Regions from separate parts of the Homo sapiens genome. Here all the other regions are linked to region 1. A link is a contact called in ENCODE Hi-C or POLR2A ChIA-PET data. All regions are on one chromosome and are shown on one strand. Each heading gives the region's core, a stretch centred on a gene start or an enhancer-like site at or near the end of the contact. The rest is flanking DNA. Distances are from core to core; before and after follow the strand shown.

Evidence for each region. Hi-C counts contacts between places; a loop is a spot of excess contacts on that map. ChIA-PET counts read pairs that join two places held with the same protein, here RNA polymerase II (POLR2A). Pooled maps may share reads with other maps.
Region 2: a loop to region 1 is called in a pooled map, with 2.6 times the contacts of the local background. The contact joins two enhancer-like sites. A Hi-C loop is called at or near these places in 2 of 50 pooled maps. POLR2A ChIA-PET finds 5 or more read pairs at or near these places in 3 of 52 experiments (MCF 10A, PC-9 and activated B cell).
Region 3: a loop to region 1 is called in a pooled map, with 3 times the contacts of the local background. The contact joins the promoter of LINC00604 here to the enhancer-like site in region 1. A Hi-C loop is called at or near these places in 4 of 50 pooled maps. POLR2A ChIA-PET finds 5 or more read pairs at or near these places in 3 of 52 experiments (AG04450, WTC11 and activated naive CD4-positive, alpha-beta T cell).

What each region holds. Positions count from the first base shown.
Region 1 is chr5:40,408,046-40,412,487 of GRCh38, forward strand. No RefSeq gene overlaps it. Among named protein-coding and RNA genes, the nearest start is that of LINC00604, 170 kb to the left of the region's middle. Within about 2 kb of position 2,371, at least 13 of the 41 ENCODE cell types and tissues checked have a DNase peak (open chromatin) inside an H3K27ac peak, as active enhancers do.
Region 2 is chr5:40,550,079-40,554,838 of GRCh38, forward strand. No RefSeq gene overlaps it. Among named protein-coding and RNA genes, the nearest start is that of PTGER4, 130 kb to the right of the region's middle. Within about 2 kb of position 2,298, at least 4 of the 41 ENCODE cell types and tissues checked have a DNase peak (open chromatin) inside an H3K27ac peak, as active enhancers do.
Region 3 is chr5:40,237,328-40,241,985 of GRCh38, forward strand. It overlaps LINC00604 (long intergenic non-protein coding RNA 604), which reads left to right and starts at 3,020. Exons shown (of 4, transcript NR_170327.1): 1 at 3,020-3,109; 2 at 4,108-4,229.

The DNA.
Region 1 (4,442 bases), core at 1,121-3,620:
TAGACTGTTTTGGGGAAGAATCACTTTCTGAAAAAGGTACCCAGTGTCCTTTGGCTATTCCCTCATAACCCTGCCCAGTCTGAGCTGGTCCTCTCTTTGTCTAGACACCTGACAATTCCAGGGCTCAGAAATGAGAACATAAAAGACAGTTTAAGAAAGATAATATGTTAGAAGGACAAAGGAGGCTGTCCTACATAACGGAAATAAGTGAAGTTAAAAATCAAACTAGAAGCGCCCTATGGCAGATTAAAGATGGCCACAAATTCTTTAACACTCTTCCTTTTGAGAGATGGGGTCTATTTCCCCTCCTTTTGAATCTGAGCTTGCTTGTAACTGCTTTGATGCATGCAGTGTGGCCGAAATGACACTCTGCCCTCTGGGCGTTAACTCTAAGAGAACTGGCAGTCTCCACCTTGGTCTCTGGGAGCTTTGAGCCGCCACAGCTCTGACTGCCTTGCTCAAGAGATCATACGGAGAGGCCCTGAGACTATATGGAGAAGGGGCCAGCTGAGCCCCCTTTCCCACCATCCCCATCAAGGCAGCAGGCACAGAACCCTCCAGAGCAGCCTGGGCACCGGCTGAATACTTCTCCAGTAATGCCAGTGAAACCGTGTGGAGCAGAAGAATCCCCAGCTAAGCCCTGCCTGAATTCCTAATCCACAAAAGTATGTCATATAAATAAATAATTTATTAAAATGGTTATTATTTTAAATCACTGGGTTTGGGGTAACTTGCATGCAGTAATAGATAACCAGTACACAGCCTCTGAGTAGAGTACATAATTTTTAGAATAAAATCTCCAATTGTGGAAAGTGTGATAAATTCCAAATTTTTGTGGTCAGTTAAAAAGAAGATTACATTCTAGGTGTGTATGTTCCACAACATGTATACAGAGAAGAGAAAAGCTAAGGAGAAAAGACATGAATCTCTTGCCTGCTGGCAAAGCTTCCCCAAACAGATATTCTTCCAAAGGCTGCATAGAAGCTGGATCATTGTAAATCTCTCCAACAAATATCTACTGAGTAACTGCTACAAGTACATCACTGTGTTAACCACTAAGGTTTTAATAATGATAAAAATATAATTTCTGCCCTGGGAAATTTTTCTCTCTTGTGTACCATTAGCAAATTAATATGTAAATTTTAAAATTGGTTTAAATCAGAGGTTGACAAACTTTTTCTGTAAAGAGCCAGAGAGTGAATGTTTCAGCTTTGTAGGCCAACTCTGCCAGTGTAGTGCAAAAACAACATTTTAGACAATACATAAACAAATGAAAGCAATGGAATCCCAATAAAACTTTATTTGTGGATGCCAAAATTGGAATTTCACATGATTTTCATGTGTCTTGAAATATTATTCTTCTTTTAATTGTTTTCAACAATTTGAAAATATAAAATTGGTCTTTAATACACAGGCTGTACAAGAGGCAGTGGGCTGAATTTGATCCTCAGGTATAGTTTGCCAACCTCTTTTTAAAATTCTTATCAGATGGGCCTAAAGCAGGTAGAACTTGCAAAAAGTTAAAGAGCATTATCAGACGAATTTAATGTTCTGGATTGTCATGGATACAAATAACCTGCCTTCTATTTCCAGTATTCTCCATGCATAAGGAAGGGCATGAACTTATAGCCTGCAAGAGCAGCTTAGAGTTTTACCAGGGAGGAGCTCTGGGAAGCATCAAGACCCCAGAGGAGGGGAGGACTCAGCCCAAGGAAGGAGAGAAGGAACCATAGAGATGAGTGGGAGGGCACGTCTGCAAAGGCAGCCGGATGTTGTGCAAACATTCAGCAAGAAGCACTCAAAGAGCGAAAGTGGGACTTCATGGAGAAAGAACAGTGTGACAATATTTTTTAAAAATTTTCCCCCTTTGTAAATTCCTAGTGCCTTCGAGTAAAGCTGTTCATGGAGCATATTTAAGACATCTAGAGCCAAGTAAATTGGAAGCACAGAAATGAATACAGAAGAAAATTTAGGACATCCTTTTTATTGAAAGGAGTTCATCAGGTTGCCACCTACCCTTCCTTTAAATTTTGCTATTCCACTTTATGCTGAAATAAGCTCATTTTGGCAAAAGACTTGCTAAAGACTTGATGCTTTGTATATTAATGTTTTGTATTTGCTTTGTTTTTATATAAAGAGCCTTCAAAAACTATTGTAAAAATTAAAAATATATGCAATAGATCTCCACAGTAACAGTGCACAAACATGCACCCTGCCCCACACCATCCGCCAAGTACGATTATATGATTGCTTAAATGAGCTAACTCAGAAGAAAAAGGAAGTCTGAGACACACACATTTCTACGCTTTGTATTCAGAGATGATGTGTCTCCTGGTGTATATTCCCCCTGCATCCTTCTCATGCTTTCAACGTCATGAAGGTATAAAAGTGTACTCCCTATCACCAGGGTAGCAGCCGTGACCTACATTTTCTTCATGTTCTGATGCTGTTTGTGGCTTCCTCTTCCCTTCAGGCAGCGCATGATGTCTTTGTTCAAAGCACTCTTTCCAATAGCTGATGACTTAGTGTCAGGCAAGTCCACAGCTGTTTCAATCATTCTGTCCACACAGACACCAAACAACAGGAATTAGGTATGCATGGAAACCAACCTAAGATAAGAGTAGTCTGCTCTGGGGAAAAAATAGAAAGTCATTTCACGATATACAGGCAACATTTTGTGTGATTTATTTGACATCAACTGGATGACTAATCGCTGTGGATTTCTTTTCACTCAGATCACATGATTCTTCTCTAGGGTCTCAATCAACTATTTCCATTTTGCTTAACGTAAAAAAATCAGAAGCCTCCAACAGTCAACAGTACCATTTTTAAAGTAAATTTTGTACACCTCCCCCACTCCCCAATCATGCCCTTTTTAATTACTGCTTTCGCTCTCATTAAAAGAATATAAGTTTAAAATTTCGAATGTGGATGTCAAGTTTTGCTGTTATCTTTAGTGTTGTTTTCTATATGAATGAGCCTAGCTTTCACACTATGGACACAGCCTGTTTAGACAAGAGCAGTGCTTATGTAATCATAGCTTCCCAAACCACAGCAACAGCACAAATTTGGCAGCTAGAAGGAAGGAAGTGAGGGTGGGGAAGGGAAAAGGAAAGAAAGGGAGTTTCTGTTTCAATCAAAGATATATTTGGCTCATATTTCCACCTCTTTTAACTGAGATTCCAACTCTACAGGAGGTCCTCTCCACTCATCCCTCCATGCCTGACCTGAGGAGCAGCTTGGCTTTTCCCTCGCTAAGGGAAAAACCTTTAGTACCTTCCTTCTCTACAAACATTAGAAACAGCTTAATCAAGTTGTCCTCAGGCAACAAGGATACTTCAGGCTTTCCAGGTATGACACAGCCTCTTCCCCTCCTATCTGCTAGCCAGCTAACAGCTCTTCCACTACTAGTGCTCTGCCAGTGTGCGTGACTGCCAAAGGCATCTCACTGGCCAAGTGGAAGGAAGCTTTCCTTCCAAGTCAAACATCCAGTCTTCAATGAATAAGCCCTATGTGCTGAAACATGCCTCTTTTCCCCAGTCACCTTACTCTTTAGGAAACTGTGGTAGGCAAGTAAAGACTCCCCAAAATACTTATATTCATATCCTACTCCCTGGAACCTATGAATATGTTGGGTTACATGGAAAAAGGGAACCAAGATGGAATTGAGGTTTCTAATAAGCTGACTTTAGAATAGAGAGATCATCCTCCATTATCTGAGTGGGCACAACATAATCACAAGGGTTCTTAAAAGTGGAAGAGAAAGACAGAAGAGAAGATCAAAGTGATACCATGTGAACAGAACTCAACCAGCCATTGCTGGCTTTGAAGATGGAGAAAGGGGACCATGAGGAAAGGAATGTGGGCAGCCTCTAAAAGTTGGAAAAAGCAAAGAAGAGGATTCTCCCCTAGAGCTTCCAGAAATGTACACAGCCCTGCTGATGCTTTGAGTTTAGCCCAGTAAGACCTGTATCAGACTTCCTACCTGCAGAACTGTAAGACTATAAATTTGTGTTGCTTTAGCTACTAAGTTTGTGGTAATTGTTATAGTAGCAATTAAAAACTAATACAAAAACCATTGGTTCAAGGCAAGTCCATACTGCTTGGGAAGCCACCTTCCATTTATCAAAGACTCTCCATTGAGGCCCAGGTGCACAGCTCATTCCATCTGGGCATGTGGTTCCAAGTCTCTCCATTGTACCCTGGAGATTGACACCAGACCACATCTGCACTGCCATTGCTTACATTTTTCTTTCATGTTGGTCTTCCCTAGAAATTTAAAGAATTACAGATCAAGAAAAGCTGGATGCAGTGTTGCACACCTGCAGTCCCAGCTACTTGGGACTTGGGAGGCTGAGGTGGGAGGATTGTTTGAGCCCGAGAATTTGAGTCCAGCCTAGGCAACATAGCAAGACCTGATCTCTAAAACATAATTAAAACAA
Region 2 (4,760 bases), core at 1,048-3,547, 140 kb after region 1:
CCTGATGGTCTCCCCCCACCCCGCTCCCACCCCTGACGGGCCCCAGTGTGTGTTGCTCCCCTACATGTGCCTATGTGCTCTCATTGTTCAGCTCCTACTTATAAGGGAGAACATGACATGTTTGGTTTTCTGCTTCTGCGTTAGTTTGCTGAGGATAACAGCTCCCAGCTCTATCCATTTCCTGGCAAAGGACATAATATCATTCCTTTTTATGGCTGCATTGTATTCCATGGTGTATATGTACCACATTTTCTTTACCCAGTCTGCTATTCATGGGCATTTGGGTTGATTCCATGTCTTTGCTATTGTGAATAGTGCTGCAGTGAACATATATGTGCATGTTTCTTTATAACAGAATGATTTATGTTCCTTTGGGTATATACCAAGTAATGGAATTGCTGGGTCAAATGGTTTTCTGCCTTTAGATCTTTGAGGAATTGCCACACTGTCTTCCACAATGCTTGAACAAATTTACACTCCCACCAGCAGTGTAAAAGAGTTACTCTTTCTCTGCAACCTCACCAGCATCTGCTGTTTCTGGACTTTTTTTTTTTTCTGACTGGCATGAGATGATACCTCATTGTGGTTTTGATTTGCTTTTCTCTAATAATCAGTGATGTTGAGGTTTTTTCATGTGTTTGTTGGCCACATGAATGTCTCCTTTTGAGAACTGTCTGTTCATATCATTTGCCCACTTTTTAATGGGGTTGCTTGTTTTTTTCTTGTAAATTTGTTTAAGTTCCTTATAGACTCTGGATATTAGACCTTTGTCAATGGGATAGATTGCAAAAATTTTTTCCCATTCTGTAAGTTGTCTAGTCATTCTGATGATAGTTTCTTTTGCTCTACAGAACTTTAGTTTAATTAGATCCCATTTATCAATTTTGCTTTTATTGCAATTGCTTTTGGTGTTTTTCATCATGAAATATTTACCCGTGCTTATGTCCTGAATGGTACTTCCTAGATTTTCTTCTAGGGTTTTTATAGTCTTGGGTCTTACATTTAAGTTTTTAATCCATCTTGAGTTAATTTTTGTATAAGGAAGTGATCCAGTTTCAATTTTCTGCATCTGAGCCAACTAACTTTTAAAAGACAGAGTGATGGCTTGAAGATGTGATAAAAATTATTAAAACTCAATAAAAATTTTGAAAGTAAAACAAAGATCCAAATCACATAAGAGAGGCCCAAGAATAAAACTAAGGGAGAGAAAGTATTGACAAACCCAAACACACGCACACTCACCCACCCCCCCACCCACACACACGAAATGATTGTGCACTGTGATGGTTACTGTTGAACATCAATTTGATTGAATTGAAAGGATGCAAAGTATTGTTCCTGGGTGTGCCTGTGAAAGTGTGGCCAAAGGAGATTAACTTTTGTGTCAGTGGACTGGGAGAGGCAGACCCACCCTCAATCTGGGTGGGTACCATCTAATCAGCTGCCAGTTCTGCTAGAATAAAGGAGGCAGAAGAAGTTGGAAAGAGCAGACTTGCTGAGTCTTCCGGCCCTCATCTTTCTCCCATGCTGAATGCTTCCTGTCCTTGGATATCAGCCTCCAGGTTCTTCAGCTTTTGGACTCTTGGACTTACACCAGTGATTTGACAGGGGCTCTCAGACCTTGGGCCACAGACTGAAAGCTGCACTGTCAGCTTCCCTTCTTTTGAGGTTCTGGGACTCGGACTGGTTTCCCCACTCCTCACCTTGCAGACGGCCTATTGTGGGACTTTACCTTAGGTGAGTCAATTCTCCTAATAAACTCCCTTTCATGTATACATATATCCTATTGTTCTGTCCCTTTAGAGAACCCTGACTAATACGGGCACAAAGAAACACAGACAAGAAACTTCTAGTAATGAATGGGGAACTTCTGAGAAGTAAATCTGATGACACTGAGTGTGTCAGTCTTATCTGACTATGTTTATAGAAAGGAAAAGAATCACAAACTTGGGATTGTTTCCTCTCATATTCCAATCAATAGTAACTTCCTTTTCACAATGAGACTTTAAACAATTAGGGAAACATTTCAGTTTCCAGCTAATGGATTTAAGAGTGATTGCTATTTCAGGAAAAGCACTTCATCCAATTGTAGGCATGCCAAAGGTGGAAGAAAGGGGAACTGAAGAAGCGTAAACTGTACTAAAGGCCTCCACAGCTGGCTTTGAATCCACTGAGAAACTAATATTCTTTCCCTAATAATCTCTTAAAGACTTTAGGTTGCTTTCATTCAGGATGAAAATGTGCTGGCCTAAGAACAACTGTTGACTCAACACTTGAGCATCAAGGAGCTAGACGTTCTATTTACTGTGCCAATGCCAGGCATTCCTGCGTAATGTGCAAGCAGTGCTTGAGAAAATATACATAGAGTGGGGGTTCAAATACCGAGATACCAGTGTTCTAGTTAATAGCATGTTCAAACCTACCACATTTTTTCCTCCTGGTAATTATTCCAGCGCCTCTGGATATTCTCTTGCTGTTCACCAGAGAGCAAAGTAGGGCAGAGAAAGGACAAACACCCTAGGTCATCAACACTTTGGCCACAGATATCTTGAACACTGTAGGTAATCTGTTATTTTAGAGCCTACTTTTCCAGAATTCACCCTCATATGTGACCTGCACCAGTGCTATGTTGTTTTAAATGTATTGAAATATGTTCTTGCTTTATGGAGGCATCAACAACATCAACTCACTTGCAAATACCAATGTGTCAAAATTTGATACAGATACTGATATTAATATGATATAGAAGGATGATAATTAAGCTTGGATAATTTTATAAAGATAATTGGCATCAAACTAATAAGGCACATTTATGCATTATATATTTGCTAAATTAATGTCTTATTTAGTTATTTATAATATTTAAGTGTCTTCTCTGTTGATTTCGTGTTATTAGCTTATGTCATTTTCTGTGTGACTAAATTGTCCTATTAATTATAGTGTAAGAGCTCTGTAGTGTGAAATTTAAAAAGCAAATTATAATATATAATTCTTGTTATGATATTGTATCAATTAGGAATAGTTTTTTGCAAGTAACAGAAAACTTGACTGATAGGCTTAAGTCACATGGACATTACCTAACAAAGAGACCAGAGAAAAGCCAGCCCCGGATTGAGTCAACGGTTCAATTATGTCATCAAAACACAAGGTCCTTCAAATTTTCTACTCAATCAGCTTTGGTATGTATTCAGTGTTTTCCCTCAAGGTTAAAGATAGCTAACAATGGCCAGGTGTGGTGGCTCACACCTGTAATTCCAGCACTTTGGGAGGCCAAGGTGGGCCGATCACCTGAGGTCAGGAGTTCGAGACCAGCCTGGCCAACATGGTGAAACCCTGTCTCTACAAAAAAATACAAAAAAAATTAGCCAGGCATGGTGGCACATGCCTGTAATTTCAGCTACTTGGGAGGCTGAGACAGGAGAATCACTCGAATCCAGGAGGCGGAGGTTGCAGTGAGCCAAGATCACGCCGCTGCACTCCAGCCTGGGCCACAAGAGTGAGACTCTATCTCAAAAAACAAAAAAGATGGCTAACAACAATGCTCCAAAGAACCTGTCTTCACACAACAGTAGGACTTCCCCAGCATATTCCTCACATTTTCTTTTCCAGAACAGGATCACATAGCCATCCCAGGTAAGTCACTGTCAAGGAGCAACAAGATTGTCGTAATTGCTTTACACCAAAAGTGACTTATATCCAGGGGCTGAGTGCATTGGAATGGAACATAAGCAACCAACAGAGTCTACCACAGGTACGTGTGGCCCCTTCCAAATCCAAGCATGTAATAGCGATCCTAGTATACAACTAAATGGTGGTAACTAAATACCTCTCCCCATTTTGTATTCCTCTCTTAGTCTCTTCCTGTCTTTCTCTGTTTCTGTAACACACACATACACACAAACACACACACACACACCCCAGGACTAATGAGCCATGAGGCCAGAAAGCCAGATAATGCCAAAAGACGTGAGTTCCAAAGCAATCCTAAGACTATTGCCTCCCTGCAGTTAAAGTGCCTTGTCCACAAATGTATGTGCGGCTATAAGCTTTCATTTTCATACTTTCAGTCTTGCAAACTACAATTGAAGCTGATGAAAAAATATGATTACAGGCTTTGGCACTTGAGTGCCCCCATGGATTTATCTGCATACTAACAGGTCCTTTCCTGCATAGAGAGGCACCACCTTTAATGTCAATAGAAAGAAACAAATGCCACTATTCATTGTCCTCAGCTAGGATTTGACAAAGATGAGTGGGAAAGCAAGAGGACAAAGACAGGAAAACAACTTTATTCTCTGTTGAGAAATGCAAAACTGTGAAGGAGCAGGTCTAAAGGTTCCACAGAGAACCCCAAATATCATTTTCTTCTATTAATTGCCTATCAGCCCTATCCAGCTCTCACTTTTACCAAACGCTGGCTAAACAGTTTCTGCAATCTACTTCACATCCCACAAAGATTGTGTTGGGAAAAGTATAAGACCTCTGGAATAAAAAGGTCAGAACGCTGCTCCAATCCCAAGATCAAAGAGCTCAGGGACAATACATACACCCCCTCACCTCTGTCAAATCATCTTTTGGACACAGTGTCTCTTTCAAAATAGGGGGCAAGAGGTCATACTTCTGTGTTAAGCATTGGTCCCTATTAAGTACACATATATTGCAAATTCATTCAAAACTGCTTTAGAGCATACATATGGCAATCTGGCAGATCAAGGAAGCTTTCCAGACTTGTAGTCCATATGTAATAAGAGGACATAAAA
Region 3 (4,658 bases), core at 1,770-4,269, 170 kb before region 1:
AGCAAAGTTACTCAGGAATAGTTTCTGAGTTCCCTCTCCTGGGCTCATAATTAGTGGCAGCAGAGAGGGAAGAACAATCTAGAAGCTGGCAGTATCAGAATGAGAGTAAGAGCACCCCAGCTCGCTCACAAACACTCCAAAAGCTAAGAATGCCCTCATGACCATGAGAATATATCTGCTTCCTATGATAAAATACCACAAATCTCAGTTTCTCTCTGCCATTGTTACTTGTAATAAACTGTATCCCACGGACCCAGTTTAGCCCCCTGATCAAAAGCATGGCTACAGACTAATTCAGTGAATGGGCCTATGAGTTCTTGTAATGTACCTGAACATTCAGACATATTGTTTCCATTTTTGCATTGTCTGAAATCTTCTGTCAGTGTAGCAAGTGTGCCTTAACTGCTAAATAGTTTACCCCACTTAGAAAAATAACTAAGGGCATGGAACTCCCCAGCCTTCAATAAATTCTGATAGCTGTGAATGCTGTTTTCACCTTCTAATCACCAGTACAAAAAAATTCCACACTCTAGACTTAAATCTTACATCAACTGTCCTTCAGAAAATTATTTAATCTTTCTGGGTCTCTAATTTCTGATCTTTGAAATTAGAGTAGTGGTTTAAATTCCTTCCAGCTGTACATTTTATTATTCTCTACTTGTATTTGATTTGTGTGACTAAATACCATCTTAGAACAGACATCTCAGTCTGTTCTGAGTGTAAACTTCCCAAAAGAAGTAATAATTCCCAATTTAAATTATACAACATCACAGCACCTAAACTGGCATCAGGCAGCCTATGAAAGTCCAGTGCATATGTAATGATGGTTCTCAAAGACAGTGGTTTCAGGATTGAACTCTTAGTTTCACTGCCCCGTTGTGTCTGCTTAGAGTCAATGTGTTGAAGTGAGGTAGCCAATGAGTCAAACAAAAACTTGGAATAATTGTGTAATGTTTTAGTCTTGAATCAGTAACTTGCTTTGTGATCTTGTACCAAATAAATATTAAGTCCGGGAAAATACGGAATTCTGATTTATCTTGTGTCAATTCAATTAGGTACACTGCTGACCACATATAGTAGTTAGGATTATTGTTCAATAAAAGTTCATTCTACCTCTCCTTCCCACTCTGCTTAGAGCATATCTGCCTGCACCACTGATATTAGACTTGGCCACGAGATCTGCATTAGCCAGCAGAATGTTAGGAGACACTATGTAAGTACAGCCCTCACATGCTTGAATGACTTGGCTTGACTTTTAGACTCTAGTGATCCGACATGAGTAGAACATGTCCCAGACAGCAACTTATTTCAGACTAGAAAGGAAAACAGAAGAAAACATAAGGGGACAGAACTATATCCAACCCACAGCCTGGAAAAAAACATCCAATCTTCAGCCTGAAGCAGAGCCACCTGGCTTAATTGACTTTAGATCAGCCAAACCCCAGTTGATGCACAGATCCTGGGGCATAAGAAAGAACACTGTTTCTGTAAGCCACTTGTTTTTAGAGTGGTTTTTTATGTAGCATTATTGTGGCAATACCTGATCAACAAAATGTGGATCTGACACAAAAATATATACTGGATCATTTACAGGACAATAGTTATCCATCTCTCCTTTTAGTACAACTGTTAAGAACATAGGTTTCCCAAATTCCTGAACAGAACCAAGGTGTTTTAACCCAGAAACAGACCAAGACCAAAACTGGGGAGAAAAGCCAAATCAAAAACTACTTTAGTGACAATGAAGTGCAAAAGAGATCAGAAGGCCAGAACTGATTTTATTGGCATAAAATAAAAACAAACACTAACTATTGATCTATTCAACAAATGGAAGAATCTCAATTTTTTTGTAAAGTAGAAGAAGCCAGCCACAATACACTACATATTTTATTATTTCATTTATAGAATATTCTGGAAAAAGCAAAACTCCAAGGACAGATAGAAGATTAATGGTTGCCAGGGTTTGGGGGATGGAAAGGGCTAACAACAAAGAGACCACACACAAAAAAAATTTGGGAGTGATGGAACTGTTCCATATCACAAGTATGGTGGTAGATACATGGCTCTATGCATTTGTCAAAAGCCATAGAACTGTATTCCACAAAGAAAATTTCATAGTATACAAATTAGCAATTAAAAATAACTCAACAAAGTCAACAGATTGAAAAGTATTAGGCTAGCGGACCTTTAAATCTTACTTCCAGACCTAAATATTGATGTGATACATACCTCATTTTCTTTTATATCTTTTGTAAGCTGGTATTTTTGCTATGAGTGAAAAGCATTATCTAAATCTATTTTGTATACTTTTTATATGGCCATAATGAAATGTCTTCCAAAACCCACTTGCAATGCACTGCAAGCTTTATTATACTTTTATCTTCATAAAGAGCAAGCCATTGGATATTTACCGGTCCATTGTTCTCTTAGGATAGTATTTGCAGTGGGCACTTGTAGAATGCAGTTAACCATACCATGAAGCTGGCATAGAATAAAAATTTGTGTATGCACAGTCTGTCTTAAGAGCCCCTGTGTCTTTCCTTTCCAGGAGGGATTGCATCTTTTAATTTAAGATAAAACTGTAGAAAAAAACTATTTCTTGCAAAAGATGTGAGCTTTCAGATGTGACATGAGAGTGAAGGCAAAGGTTTCCCTTACTCTTTGGATACTCCTCTACATGCCTTCAAGAGGCCCCAATAATTCATGCCTCCTGGTATTTGCACCCTGGTTTACCCCCTTCTTATTCTGTACGAGGGTCAGTCACTGTAACCAATAGCATTCAGGAGAAGTGATGATATGTCATTTCCAAAATCAGATTATAGAAATATTGCATCTTCCTATTTAGATGAGCACCTTCTTGCCCTTGGATCACCCACTCTGGGGGAAGCTGTGTCATGAGTAGTTCTATGATCAGGCCCATGTAGCCAGAAACAAAAACCTCCTGCCAAGAACTGCATGAGTCATCTTGGAAGTGACCCTCCCCAGTCATGACTTCAGATGACACTGCAACCCTGCTGGCAGTCTTTACTGAAACTTCTTGAGAAATCTTGAGCCAGTACCACGTAGCTGAACTGCTGCCAGATTCTTGACTCACAAAAACTGCAACATGGTAAGTTTTTTTTTTTTTTTCTGGTGGGGCAGGGGGTTGTTAGTTTATTAGGTAACAATAGATAACTAATACAATAATATACCCTCATATAAAAAACAAATAAAAGGTCCTGGGTTGTTGGCCTTGCCATGTTGTTTCTCTTCAGTTAGTTCTACTGAGGATCCATGCCACTTGGCTAGTTTAAGTTACAGTTTTGTTTGTTTGATGAATTTGAGCTCCTTGTTGTTATTGAAGATATGGATATTCTATTTTTTAAACTGCTGTTGGTTCTGCTTTGATGGAAGATTTTGATTCCATTTGCTCATCTCCTTTTATTTTTTTTCTACATTCTTGCCACACTTTACACATTTACTTTACCATCTGTGGCAGATTATAGATGGCCACAAATTCTTTGAAACTTCTCCCATCTAGCTGTGGTATCTATTCACCCTCCTCTTGAATCTGGGTCTGATTATGACTGCTTTGATCAACAGAATGTGGAACTGACACTATGCCAGTTCTAGGCAGGCCCACATATTCTCTTGAGCCCTAAGCAGTCATACAAGAGGCCCAATTACCCTTCTAGAGAGACTATATAGAGAGGAATTGAAACTATATGGAAAAGGGGAGATCCAGTTGAACCCAGCCTTCCAGTAATCCCTACCAAAATGTTGGATATCATTGAGTCTCACATTGACCTTCCTGACCAGCTTGGCCTTAGATGAATACCAAGTAACTCCTATTAATGCCATGTGGAACAAAGGAATTGCCAACTAAACACTTCCCAAATTCATAACCTAGAATTTGTGAGATGTAATATATGGGTTTTGCTTAAGTCATCAGGTTTTATAGTATACAGATATATGTATTATTATTATGTATAATTATGTATTTCACAAAAATATATAATCAGAATATTATCTATCAATTTATATATCTTTTAGTGTATATTATTGTTTTTGCATAAATTCTAATGACTTCTAAGTTTTAGTATTTTCATTTTTTTTTTTTTTTTTTAGACAGAGTCTCGCTCTGTCGCCCAGGATGGAATGCAGTGGTGTGATCTCGGCTTACTGCAAGCTCCGCCTCCTGGGTTCACACCATTCTCCTGCCTCAGCCTCCCTAGTAGCTGGGACTACAGGTGCCTGCCATTAGTTACTTTAATGTTTATCCCTTATCTTCATGCTCTCAATATTTTTTCATTGATTTCAACATCAGTTTTTATTTAAAATCACTTTTTTTCTATTAGAAAATTTATTCTCCCCTTTACTCTAAGTATTATTTATTTTTAGCCTTTAAAAATGTTAATATCACCTACTGGTTAAAATTAGAGAACAGAGTGATACTTGAAGGAAAAAGAAAATGTTGCTATTTTTTATCTATATACTTTTATACGGTTTAAACATTTACTATAGCATTGCATTTGTGAAGTGTTTTATACTTGAAAGGAAGAAAACAAAAGACAAAAAAAACTTCTATTTATTCTTAACTTTTTAATGTTTTAATTTCTAAATTTACATTTAGGTTTATTATCAAGTTGTGATTCTACCCTTCTTGGCAACTTATAACA